Regions from separate parts of the Homo sapiens genome. Here regions 1 and 3 are each linked to region 2. A link is a loop called in an ENCODE intact Hi-C map of the cell type or tissue named here. Cell type or tissue: heart right ventricle. All regions are shown on one strand.

What was found. Hi-C counts contacts between places; a loop is a spot of excess contacts. Peaks named below come from ENCODE experiments on the same cell type or tissue, not always from the same donor. Only the 100,000 strongest peaks of a DNase experiment are listed, where the experiment ranks them.
Region 1: it touches region 2 in a loop (2.2-fold over the local background); 3 of 110 quality-filtered maps call a loop at or near these places.
Region 3: a loop joins it to region 2, with 3 times the contacts of the local background. A loop is called at or near these places in 63 of 110 quality-filtered maps.

What each region holds. Positions count from the first base shown.
Region 1 is chr6:143,772,558-143,776,557 of GRCh38, reverse strand. It overlaps PHACTR2 (phosphatase and actin regulator 2), which reads right to left. Exons shown (of 13, transcript NM_001100164.2): 8 at 2,343-2,499. Among named protein-coding and RNA genes, the nearest start is that of LTV1, 69 kb to the left of the region's middle. In heart right ventricle, no CTCF peak of the experiment used is centred here; no DNase peak of the experiment used is centred here; H3K27ac peaks cover 3,628 bases.
Region 2 is chr6:143,578,324-143,582,323 of GRCh38, reverse strand. It overlaps a transcript of PHACTR2 not described here. Among named protein-coding and RNA genes, the nearest start is that of PHACTR2-AS1, 11 kb to the right of the region's middle. In heart right ventricle, no CTCF peak of the experiment used is centred here; a DNase peak (open chromatin) is centred at 2,407.
Region 3 is chr6:143,845,597-143,849,596 of GRCh38, reverse strand. LTV1 (LTV1 ribosome biogenesis factor) reads right to left here. Exons shown (of 11, transcript NM_032860.5): 3 at 3,373-3,546. Among named protein-coding and RNA genes, the nearest start is that of LTV1, 4.3 kb to the right of the region's middle. In heart right ventricle, no CTCF peak of the experiment used is centred here; no DNase peak of the experiment used is centred here.

The sequences.
Region 1 (4,000 bases), 190 kb before region 2:
CGGCCTGGATGTTAGCTAGGTACCTGACTACGGACTTCTGCCTGTGAATAGTTAAGTATTTAAAATGCGGTTGTTGCTATGCCGTGAACGCAATCTCCCTTTTTCATTGTATTTTCTTCTATGTAACAATGTTATATAAACATAATGTTGATTTTTATAGGTTAATCTTACATCAAGCAAACCTGCTGAAATCATTATATATAGCAATTTTGGGTCAGTTTTTAGAGCTTTCTAGGTATACAACCATGTATAATAACAGTATATCTTTCCTACAATTTATACCTTTTCTTCACCACAAATAATTGTGACCAGACTTTTAGCACAGTAAGGTTAAGGAATTTTTCTTTGCTTCTGTTTTTAAAGGAAATGACTTTAGGGTTTCTCCCTATAGTAAGATATTTAGTATATATTTTTTAAATTTATTTTTACATTTTTTTTGAGATGGAGTCTCACTCTGTTGCCCAGGCTGGTGTGCAGTGGTACAATCTCGGCTCACTGCAACCTCTGCCTCCAAAATTACTGCCTCAGCCTCCTGAGTAGCTGGGATTACAGGTGCCAGTCATCATAGCTGGCTAATATTTGTATTTTTAGTAGAAACGGTATTTCGCCATGTTGGCCAGGCCGGTCTTGAACTCCTGACCTCAGGTGATCTGCCTGCCTTGGCCTCCCAAAGTGCTGGGATTACAACTCCTCGTTTGTTTAGGATTTTAACAAAAACTTACAAAATTTTCTTTACTGCTACTTTGACATTTATTGAGGTGGGTATAGGATACTTCACACTTTTTTACTCCTTACTATGATAACACTATTATTATTTTATGCAAATATTATTCAATGATTTACATTCTTCTTCATAGTAAAACATAAACAAGAGTAATAAAACAATCAGAAAACCTAGAAGCATATACTCTCTTACATAGAGTAGAAAGTACAAAACAGGAGACAGTATACAAAAGAAAATTGGGCAGAGAGCCCAGGAGCGAAATTCTAATTCTGGTTCTGCTACTCAGTAACTGCATGTCTGTCCTTGAGACATTTCCTTAATCTCTCTGGGCCTCAGAGAGGCCCCTTGTTTTTCCTTGGTAAGATGGCAAGTTTAGAACTGTAGGTTTTTCCAGCTCGATACCATTAATCACGTTAGTCCCTCTTGCTTCTGCTGGCTTTTTCCCGAAGCCAGAAATGGTCACAGGTTAGGGCTGAATTAAGAAGACGAGAGCGAGAGAGACCACTGGTAAACATTCCCAAATTTCTTCCAGAGTCGCAAGAGGGTTTACAGAACAGAGAGACCCTCTAAGCCTCCCCCGAGGTTCCCTGGTAGGCTGTGCTTTTCCTTCAGATAGATGCCACAGCTGCTGTCTCTGACACCTTTCTGCACAACTCAGCTGTAAGGAGGTGCCTTAGGGGTTACTCTTCCTCTGGAGAAATGGTCAGCAGCCTCCATGCCAATCCTGCCTCCAGTTATACCACTTCCAAGCAAGGACAGCAATTTTCCCCCCACCTCCAAATCCTGCTCTGGGATTCTAGACAGTTCCTTTCTCCCAGTTATGCACCCTGTTGTGTATGCAGAGTAAGACAAGTCAGCAGAACAACTAATTCTTACATGTGCTTAAACTGATCATCAAAAATAAGACCTCTGGCATGAATGCTCACTTCTATTAAAACTGCCAGTTAAAGGGACTTGTAAAGTCACCAGTGGCAAAAGCAAAAATCCTATACAATGGTTGGAGGCAGGAAGAGATGTCAGATGATCCATTTACTTGAAGTTGGAAGAGGGATGTTCAGATATGAGGGTTAAGGCTACCTGACTTGGATGGAGGCAGACCATTGAAGGCAAATAATATTTCTGCAGTCTCACAGTCCACAGGGCAGAACCTCATGGCATTCCCAGGAATGCTAGTGAGTCCATAAATTAGGCCAGGATTGTTGAGCAAACTGTGATCTGCAGGCCAAATCCAGCTTTATGAATAAATAAAGTTTTATTGGAACATGGCCACACTCATTTGTTTATCTATTATTTATGGCTGCTTTTATGCTACAGCAGCGCAGTTGAGTAGCTGCAACAGAGACTGTCTGGCCAGCAAAGCCTGAAATGTTTGCCAACTGGTCTTTAAAAAAAAGTTTTTGACTCCTGGAATAGGCTTTGGTGACCTCAAAGCCACTGGCTAGCTGGGCCAAAGGACAGGTTCTTCGAGTGTTTCATCATGCAAGACCAACTTTAAAAGACCCAGTAGGCCAGATGTATCTGTACATAAGGAATTCACAATGACCCCAGTTAGGTAGGAAGCTTTGGGAGGGAGAAAAATACAAATTAGTCAGTACTGTCCTAAAATGTTAGCAATTACCTGACTAACTTGGTTCCAATTTGTTGTCGGATTTCCTGCCTCTCTTCTTCAGATGTACGCTGCAAGATGTTTTTGTCCTCTAGTTCTTTCTTAGATGGTCTGTTGCCAAGTTTGATAGCAAGAGTATCCCTCCGGCGTATTTTACTTGCCAAAGCACCTGAGGATTGAAAAAGAGCAGAAATGCAGAGAGAGAGGCTTTTAGCCAGTGGCACTCAGGTTACACATGGCATGGACTTTAAATAGAGCCCAGACCAAATTCTTTCTCCTCATGCAGGAGGAGAATCTTAATTAACCTAAGGAAAAAAAGACTTTGAGTTGGATGCAGTTCATTTTGAGAGGACTGAAGCGCTATTTCTTTTTAATGTTCTGAAAAATATTGGGACACCATGAAAAAACTTAGAAGTATCACTTCATCGTTTGGAAAGTGATAGCTGCAGTTTATTTTGCTGAGAGGGTGGATCATAGAAATGAATGATTGCACAATTCTGTTTCTTTTTCAAGTTTAAAAAACTTAGTTCTTTTGCTTTTATTCTGTACAGTTAATCCTTGTCTCCTCCTTTCCTCTACTCAGACGCCATCCTGGCAGAGTCTACCAATGTTTAACCCTTAATTACCCCAGAATCCTGAAAATTTCAACAAATGATAAGTAACACCACATGGATGATAATGGTTTTTTTTTTTTTTTGCTCCATGCAAATTAAAAGGGATTTGAAAAAGTGCCATTTAATCACTAATATAGTAATAACTTGCCATAATCTACAAATTCAGTCCACAGTGAATCCCTCCCATGTTATCCAGCACAAAGTTAAAAAAAAATAAAAGCACTTTCCATATCTCTAAGTTATATTAGGTTGATGCAAAAGTAATTGTGGTTTTTGCCATTATTTTTAATACATAAATGATATTATTATTTCCTAGAAGGCCTACTATCTTACTTATTGTGGAAGTATGATTTTTTTTAATGCTAGCAAGGTATTTAGCATTCTTTTTATTATTATTTTTTGAGATGGAGTCTCGCTCTGTCTCCCAGGCTGGAGTGCAGTGGCGCGATCTCAGCTCAGTGCAACTTCTGCCTCCTGGGTTCAAGCGATTCTCCTGCCTCAGCCTCCCGAGCAGCTGGAATTACAGGCGTGCGCTAGCATGCCCATCTGGATTTTGTATTTTTAGTAAAGATAGGGCTTCGCCATGTTGGCTAGGCTAGTCTCGAACTCCTGACCTCAAGGGATTCACCCACGTTAGCCTCCCAAAATTAGACATGAGCCACCGTGCCCAGCCTCTTAATGCTAATGAGGTATTTGGCATTCTTGACTCATTCCTCCTTCCCCTTTCTATAAACCCCAGTACAAAAGCGAGTGAAAATTTCAAACACCTCCAATGAGTAAGCCTATGAATCTGCACTGACTTTCTTTCTTCAACAACAGGCCCAGAGTGGAAGGGCTCTCTTTGGTCATAGTGAGAAAGGTCTCTGTTATTAGAAAGCTTTGATTCTCAGCACAAATACTAATATGCACATCTAGCACATCTAGCTCATCTAGCTCATCGACAAAGGCCAGATCCAGCCATGTGACATCATCTTCTGGAAAGGCCTCCCATCAAAAGCTAAACTTTAGGATATACACATTTCTAATTTGAGAAAGGAGGATGAGGGGAAAGAAAAC
Region 2 (4,000 bases):
TCCTAGTGGCGTGTTTCCTAGGGTATTTTGTAATTTTGACTTCTGAACTCATGTTTAGTTGAGCAATGTATGGGAATTGCAGGAAACCTGGGCTGAGATTCTATTTCCAAAACGATTTGCTCTGAATTGTGCTGGGTGCCCCACAGTTCTCCAACTAGAACCACTTTCAATTATTAGTTTGGCTTGGCATTTACAGACCTAAACAGGTGGTATAAATTCTAGTGCCAAATCTATGTGAGGGTGTGGACTATGGTTATGAATTTTTATGAGAGTGATAGGTCTTTTTTTCTAGCTTTTCCTCATATTGACGGTACAGCCTTTTGTCCAGGGTTTATGTGACTCACTTAGGCATTAAGACCCAAGGCCTTCATGCCAATGCCCAGGATTCTGCCTTTTGCCATCCCCATGTATAACTGCAAAAAATAGACTGGGTTCATCTAAGTCTAGGCAAGGGCAGGATAACTTTCTTTCCTTTTTGAGGGGTGGGGAGGGGAACAGGGTTCTCACTCTGTCACCCAGGCTGGAGTGCAGTGGCGTGATCATGGCTCACTGCAGCCTCGACTTTCCCAGGCTCAGGTGATCCTCCTGCCTCACCCTCCTGACTAGCTGGGATTACAGGCACCCACCACCATGTCCAGCTAATGTTCGTATTTTTTGGTAGAGACAGGGTTTCATCATGTTGCCCAGCCTGGTCTCAAACTCCTGGACTTGAGTGATCCGTATTTGTCATGCAGCAATAGATAATTAATACACATATCCATTCATCCTTCCCGCCATTCCTCCTGTTTCAGTGGAAAAAGAGCTTCTTCTCCAGGCCACCGTCTGCAGAAAAGGTCCCTTCTCTCCTTCCCAGGTCTCACTGAGTAACCCCCAAACAAGCGCCCTCTCCGAGATCATGCCTGACTGGTGGGTTCCTTGTGCTCTTCCAGCACATCTGTCAGCTCACCTCCTTCCTTGTCTTGACCTCCCAAAGTGCTGGGATTACAGGCATGAACCACTGCGCCCGGTCAGGAGGATAACTTGATACAGTCATCTACATACCTCCCGGTCAATTACAGACATCTACAGAGTCTATGCCATAGTCAAAGGAGCAGAAACCAGGTAACCCTCATCCCCTGTCCACACGGAGACTTGAGAACAAGGGTAAAGTTCTAGAATATTGAGCCAAGCCCTGAGGTTGGCCTTGCCTTCAGTGTCTGCTTATCACTCTGGTGTCCAACTCCCTCTGGTTTTGGCCCTGAGGGATTTCCCACACTTTTCCAAAATGTTGGCTAGACATTTAAAGAATATATCTGTTTTTGAGCTCCTGATGTGTAGGTGTTCTGTAATGGAAGACTTTTATAGGATATCTGGTCTGCTGTGTTGCCAGAAATGGTCCCTTCTGTAATTTCAACACCTGGTGTCACTCTCTCTCCCACCCTAGAAGTTTTAGCACCCACCTCCCAGTTTACCTCCACCCTGGTTCCCTCAGCATTCTGGGTCACTTCATTTGTGTAGGTGACCCATCCAAAACCTAAGTCTCTTAATTATCTCACCTTCTTGTCTTCAGAGACATTTATCTTCACGTTCCTTCAGCCACCCACACTATGGAGGCCAGGACTAAGTGGCTCCCTTCTTTTATTTTTTATTGTTTTATTTTATTTTATTTTTTGAGACGGAGTCTTGCTCTGTCACCCAGGCTGGAGTACAGTGGCATGATCTCAGTTCACTGCAACCTCTGCCTCCCGGGTTCAAGCAATTCTCCTGCCTCAGCCTCCCAAGTAGCTGGGATTACAGGTGTGTGCCACCACGCCCAGCTAATTGTTTGTATTTTTTGTTTTGTTTTGTTTTGTTTTGTTTGAGACGGAGTCTCGCTCTGTCGCCCAGGCTGGAGTGCAGTGGCACGATCTCGGCTCACTGCAAGCCCCGCCTCCTGGGTTCACGCCATTCTCCTGCCTCAGCCTCCAGAGTAGCTGGGACTACAGGCGCCCGCCACCAAGCCGGGCTAATTTTTTGTATTTTTAGTAGAGACGGGGTTTCACCGTGTTGGCCAAGATGGTCTCGATTTCCTGACCTCGTGATCTGCCTGCCTTGGCCTCCCAAAGTGCTGGGATTACAGGAGTGAGCCACTGCGCCCGGCCCCAAGTTGACTCCCTTCTAAAGGGATGGGATATCACTTTTGAGACGAAGCTATAGAAAGATCATGACTCCCATCTTGCTATCCCTCTCTTGATTTTCTTTCTGGCTCATGCTGAGAGAAGACAGTGGTCATGTTGTGAGCTGCCCTATGGAGAGGCCCACGTGGCAAGAAACTGAGGGTGGCCTGCAAAACAACAGCCCATGGGGAACTAAGGTCCCCAGTCCCACAGCTCACAGAAAACAGAACCCTGCCAACAACTACGTGAGTCAGCTTGGACGCAGCTCCTCCCGGCAGAGCCAGGAGATGACTGCAGCCCTGGCGCATACCTTGATTGCAATCTGGGAGAGATCCTGAGCCAGAGGGCCCAGCTAAATGTGCCTGGATTCCTGACTCACAGAAACAATAAATGTATTTCCTAAGCAGCTACACTGTAGGGTAGTTTTTCATACAGCAATAGATAATGAATACACACCCACTCATTCTTCCCGCTGATCGTCTCGGTGCAGTGGAAAAGGGTCTTCTCCTCCAGGCCACCATCTGCAGAAGAGGCCCCTTCCGCTCACCTTCCCAGGTCTCACTGAGTGACCCCCAAAGAAGTGCCTTCTCTGAGATGGTGCCTTATTGGGGGGGTTCCTTGGGCTCTTTCATCACAGCTGTCCGCTCGCCTCTTTCCTTGTCTCTCTTATATATGAAAATCTACTTAAAAACTACACACATAATAGGGCAATTTGCTAAAATGGGCATTTTTGCTGGTTTGGGGGATGTTTTGTTGTTGTTGTTGTTTTGTTTTCTACTAAAGACTCATCCTCCCTGCAAAGCAAAATGTTTTCCTTCCTTCAACCAGGACCTCTCTTGGCCCATAAGTCTCCTTTATGCAAATTTTTTGACAATAAAAATAGTATTTTATTTCCCCCACACTTTCCCTCCTCCAACAACCCCCAGTACACCTTTCCCTTCTTGTTCACACAGCTATGTTACAATAAGAAAAAAATAAGTTTTGGAGCAGGTCACAGTGGCTCATGCCTGTAATCCCAGCACTTTGGGAGGCCAAGGTGGGGGGATCACTTGAGCCCAGGAGTTCAAGACCGTCCTGGGCAACATGGCAAAACCCTATCTCTACAAAAAACACAAAAATTAGCCAGGTGTGGTGGCATGCACCTGTAGTCCCAGCTACTCAAGAGGCTGAGGCAGGAGGATGGCTTGAACCCGGGAGACGGAGGTTGCAGTGAGCTGTGATCACGCCACTGCACTCCAGCCTGGGTGCCAGAACAAGATCCTGTCTCAACAACAAAAAAAAAAGTTTTGGGGGCAGGATTATGAGGGTAGAGGGGATATGGGTAAAAACACAAATCACAATAGGCATTTTTGAAAATACGTTATTCCACTTGGTCATCGTCTTCTCCCTCATCTTTGAGCTGCTTTCACTTCTGACTCCTTTCTTCTTCACCAAGGTCTTCTTCATCTTCTTCATCATCTACCTCTCCATTGTTATAATCGTCTTCATCCTCCTCTTCTGCACTCATGTCCTCCTCTTCTCCTTCCTCCTCCTCCTCCTCCTCATCCTCTCCTCATTGTCCAGGCCCTCCACGTAGCCCTCAGCATCCAAGTCAACAGCAAATTTTTTTAAAAGGTCCTTTTCCTCCTTTTCTTGTTGGCAGGAGTGATTTTGTACCCAGCTTGGCAAGCAGGGTATGGGCTGCATTTCGGCCCCATTCTTCCCCACAGTCAATGCTCTTGAGCAGTGAACAACCTACACATCCTTCCATGGCTACCATGCTCAACCTTTCTTATGGGGAAAGCCTAATGCCACGTATCTATTCTCTTGACTTCTGGCCTCCCCTGCCTCCCTGAGGAAAGTTAAGGGCCAAGAAGAGTTGAATC
Region 3 (4,000 bases), 270 kb before region 2:
TCATAAACCCAAAAGTAACTCTCTATAATACATCACAATGCCTTCTCTAGCAAATTATTCCATTTATCCCTCAGATCCCATGAGGTATCACCATGTTTTACCAAAAGAACAAAAACTAGGAAAGTTTAAATGGCCCACCTGCCTGAGAATGATCAGTAAGTGAGATTCTGGGATTCAAATCCCAGAGTTTCTTAACTCCACTTGCCTGAAATTTCAAACCAAAATTAAACATTTTCCTCTTAAACTAGAGATAATGTCCTAATCTCTAGTAATGGCACAGCCCTTGTATGAATTGGCAATCTTAAATCCTCGGGTGGTTATAAATCATTTTGCTCTGTCCTATGTCCCCTTGAAATCTCTTACATACAGTGATTTCACTCTATTCTTTGGGGCATCACCTCATTTATAGTTAACCAAAACATAAATGACTGCAACCGCTCATATAGCTAGTCTATATCTACTACAACCTTCATACCCATGGCGAGATTAAGCTCCTTTAATAGTTTTTCATGTGACCTTCTTGAGTTTCTGACAGGTCTCAATTTTTCACTCTGTATTTAAGGCCCTGGTTCTCAAGGACCTATAAAATCAAGGCCTACTCTGTGTATCCAAATTTCTCAGTTATTCTATATGACCATGCAAATCAAGTTCATTCCTCAGTCATGTAATAATGCAAAACACTTTACTTGGCGCGCATGTGCCTGACACGGAACCACAGTGCTCACTGTCTCGGCAGCCTGACTGAAAATGTTCCTTCTCCTGTCAACAGTACCCACCACTTGGTGGCCAGCTCGGTTCCTACCCTCCGACATGAAGCCCTTTCTGATCACTGTCCTAGAACTTCCCTTTGTGTGAACTTCCCGCCTTCTTCACACGCTGCAATCTACTCAAACATGTGCTTGCTAGCCTACATTCTCTGACTGGTTCTTATGCTTGTTTCCTCTCCTTGACCAAACAGTTCATAACGTGAGGACAACCGCCATGTGTTATTTATCTCTGTGCACCTCACCACCTGCCCTATCCTCAGCCCAGGAGGAGGCACAAAGCTGGAATGTGCATCCTCATTGGCTCACTGAGAAAGCTCTCTGAATTGGAAGCCTCTGAGGAGCATGAGTAAAGGCTACATATGGCAGTGTACACACAGCAAGATGTTATGGCTTCCAAAATGAGTTTCTCAGTAGCACAAACATGGGCAAAGATGTTATTTTGCTGTAGAGTATATTTTTAAGAAAACAGCTTTACTAAGACATCATTCACATACAATTCACCTAAAGTGTACAATTTAATGTTTTTTAAGGATATTACATTATTAATTACTTAAAATTGTAGTAAAATCTACATAGTCTTTTAGGTTTTTAAAAAGGTACCTTTGTGATATTTATCCTTAGAAGTTTGGGGTTAAACACAAGGTCAGTTTGTGTTAAATGAATTTACCTTTGTGAGATATTTTTCAAATCTTGAAAAGTAGTCAATCACATACACGATTAAGAGTTTAAAGAGAAATTACTCTGTTTTTAGAGGAGTGCTGTGTTTTCATTGGTTGCAGTAGTTCTCAACTACATGACATTTGCCCAGCTACTTTCCACAACAGCACCACCATCTTTCTTTCATGTCAAAATCAGGGCCTGCTCAAGCATCAATCATTTCTATACTGCCTTTTTACACTGTCTTACACTGTTTCTAGGGGTTATTCATTATTTCTAATCTACTCGAATTTGGTGGTGTGTTACAAATTAAAGTAAAAAAAGTATATGGGACTAATCCATATTTTTTCATAGCTCTTCAGAAAACCAACCACACTTCTGTTTTTAAATACAATTCAGCTGTCCCTGCAAAGGTCACTGAAGTGTCCATTTAAGAGCCTTATCCTGTTAAAAAGCCAATTAGTGATTGCTTTTACTCAAAATGAATTAAGGATTAAAAGTTAGTCTTATACGACCGGGCGCGGTGGCTCACGCCTGTAATCCCAGCACTTTGGGAGGCCGAGGCAGGCAGATCACCTGAAGTCGGGAGTTCAAGACCAGCCTGACCAACACGGAGAAACCCCGGCTCTACTAAAAATACAAAATTAGCCGGGCACAGTGCCACATGCCTGCAATCCCAGCTTCTAGGGAGGCTGAGGCAGGAGAATCGCTTGAACCCGGGAGGCGGAGGTTGCGGTGAGCCGAGATCGTGCCACTGCACTCCAGCCTGGGCAACAGGAGCAAAACTCCGTCTCAACAACAATAACAACAACAACAAAAGTTAGTCTTGTACTGGTCAATACAAGCCAGGCAAGACTTTACTAAGAATTTTCTCCCTTAGATAAACAAGTTGAGCCACTAAGGAACCCCTTCTCTCCTTCAATAGGTTATAGAAGCAAGTGAGCCAATAAGTCCCTACTACCAATAAAGCCTTGAGGAAGAAGGAATAAAGAAGTTGGTTCTCTATGACAGAGATGTGGTGGGATTTGGGGCGTTACAAAAGAGCCACAACCTACTTAGTGAACGAGCAGCTGCAGTTATTACCTTTCTTTGGGATGGTATCCTGAAACCTAACCTTTCTGAGTCTCCTTAAGCAACAAGCTATTGCCTATAAGAACTACAATCACATCTTCCCCAAGGAAAGGAATGCCTAGACCATGACAGAATTGGGGAATGAGGAGCAGGGTAAACTGGTGCCCTTTCTATCTCTTACCTTTTGCTTATAAACCTAATGAATGTCTCCTTTTTTTAAAGTGCTAGGTGATATAAAAGTTTCCCACAGGAAAATTTACTCTACATCAAATTAAAAATAAGGTCACGGAGGCATACAACATGGGCATTCTTAACATAAACAGGGGAGAAAACAGAACTTAGACTAACAGCACTAATTTCTTATAAACACGTACTATCATTTGTCCTGAAAGAGAAGGTATTAAAGTGGACCGAACATTTGTTTACAAGACAGGAATGTTATTATCATCCACTCATTCTGTTTGCTTATGAGTAGCCTGCAGCTTTTACAAAAGTGTTAAAGATCTGAATATTCCACAAAAGTTAAGTCCTATCTTAGAACAAGAGTTTATGATCCTGAAAACAGTTATGTTGTTAACATGTAGAATGTCAGCTGCTTTTCTCCTATTGAAAAGTGCTGTCTAACATGGCCATGTCTATCAATCAAAAGTTCTGAACCTATAAAAAGGCTGTTACTGTTGACACCTGCCACCAGAGAAGACGTGACCTATTCTCTCCTGATGGTATACACATGCATACACATATATAATTTTAAGTGGAGGCGTGGTCTATCTTTGTGCTCTTCATACGGACACCATTTCTTGCCCCAAACAGATATCTTGATTCAAAAATGATTTCTTCACCTCACTCCCACAATTAAATTGCTGAAAAGCCTTACTGGAATTACTAGCGTTTCTTCTTTCTCCTCTCTCCTGTTGTGTGCACTGAAGGTACTTGAGGGAATAAGCTCTGAAGGCCCAGATGGTTCCTTCAGGTGCTGCAGGTAGTCATAGTCGTCATCAAAGAACACTCCATACTTCCTCTGTTCTGCTCGCCTTTCTTCATTGTCTATCTATAAACGAAATGGAATTAGTACTTTCTTCACTATCTATAAACAAAATGGAATCAGTAAGCCTTCCAAGGATAAGGCATGGGAATATTACAATGAGTACAGCTTTCCAAGTAGGAGGCAGATGGCACATGAACATTTTGGCTGATGGGAAAAAGACAAAGAATTCTTGACAAACAGGAAATGTACAGCTTCAAAACCAGAGTGCTACGTAACATTAAAATGGAATGAAAACATTCATGCTTTTAAAAGGGCAATAAAAATAAATAACAATTGCTCCTTCCACTAGACATTTCTGTGCAACATTTTGAGTCAAGAAACAAACATACAATTTATTTTATCATCTATTTGGAGGGTTATAAGAAAAGACCTGGGGGGCCAGGTGCAGTGGCTCATGCCTATAATCCCAGCACTTTGGGATGCTGAGGTAGGAGGATCACTTGAGCCTTGGAGTTCA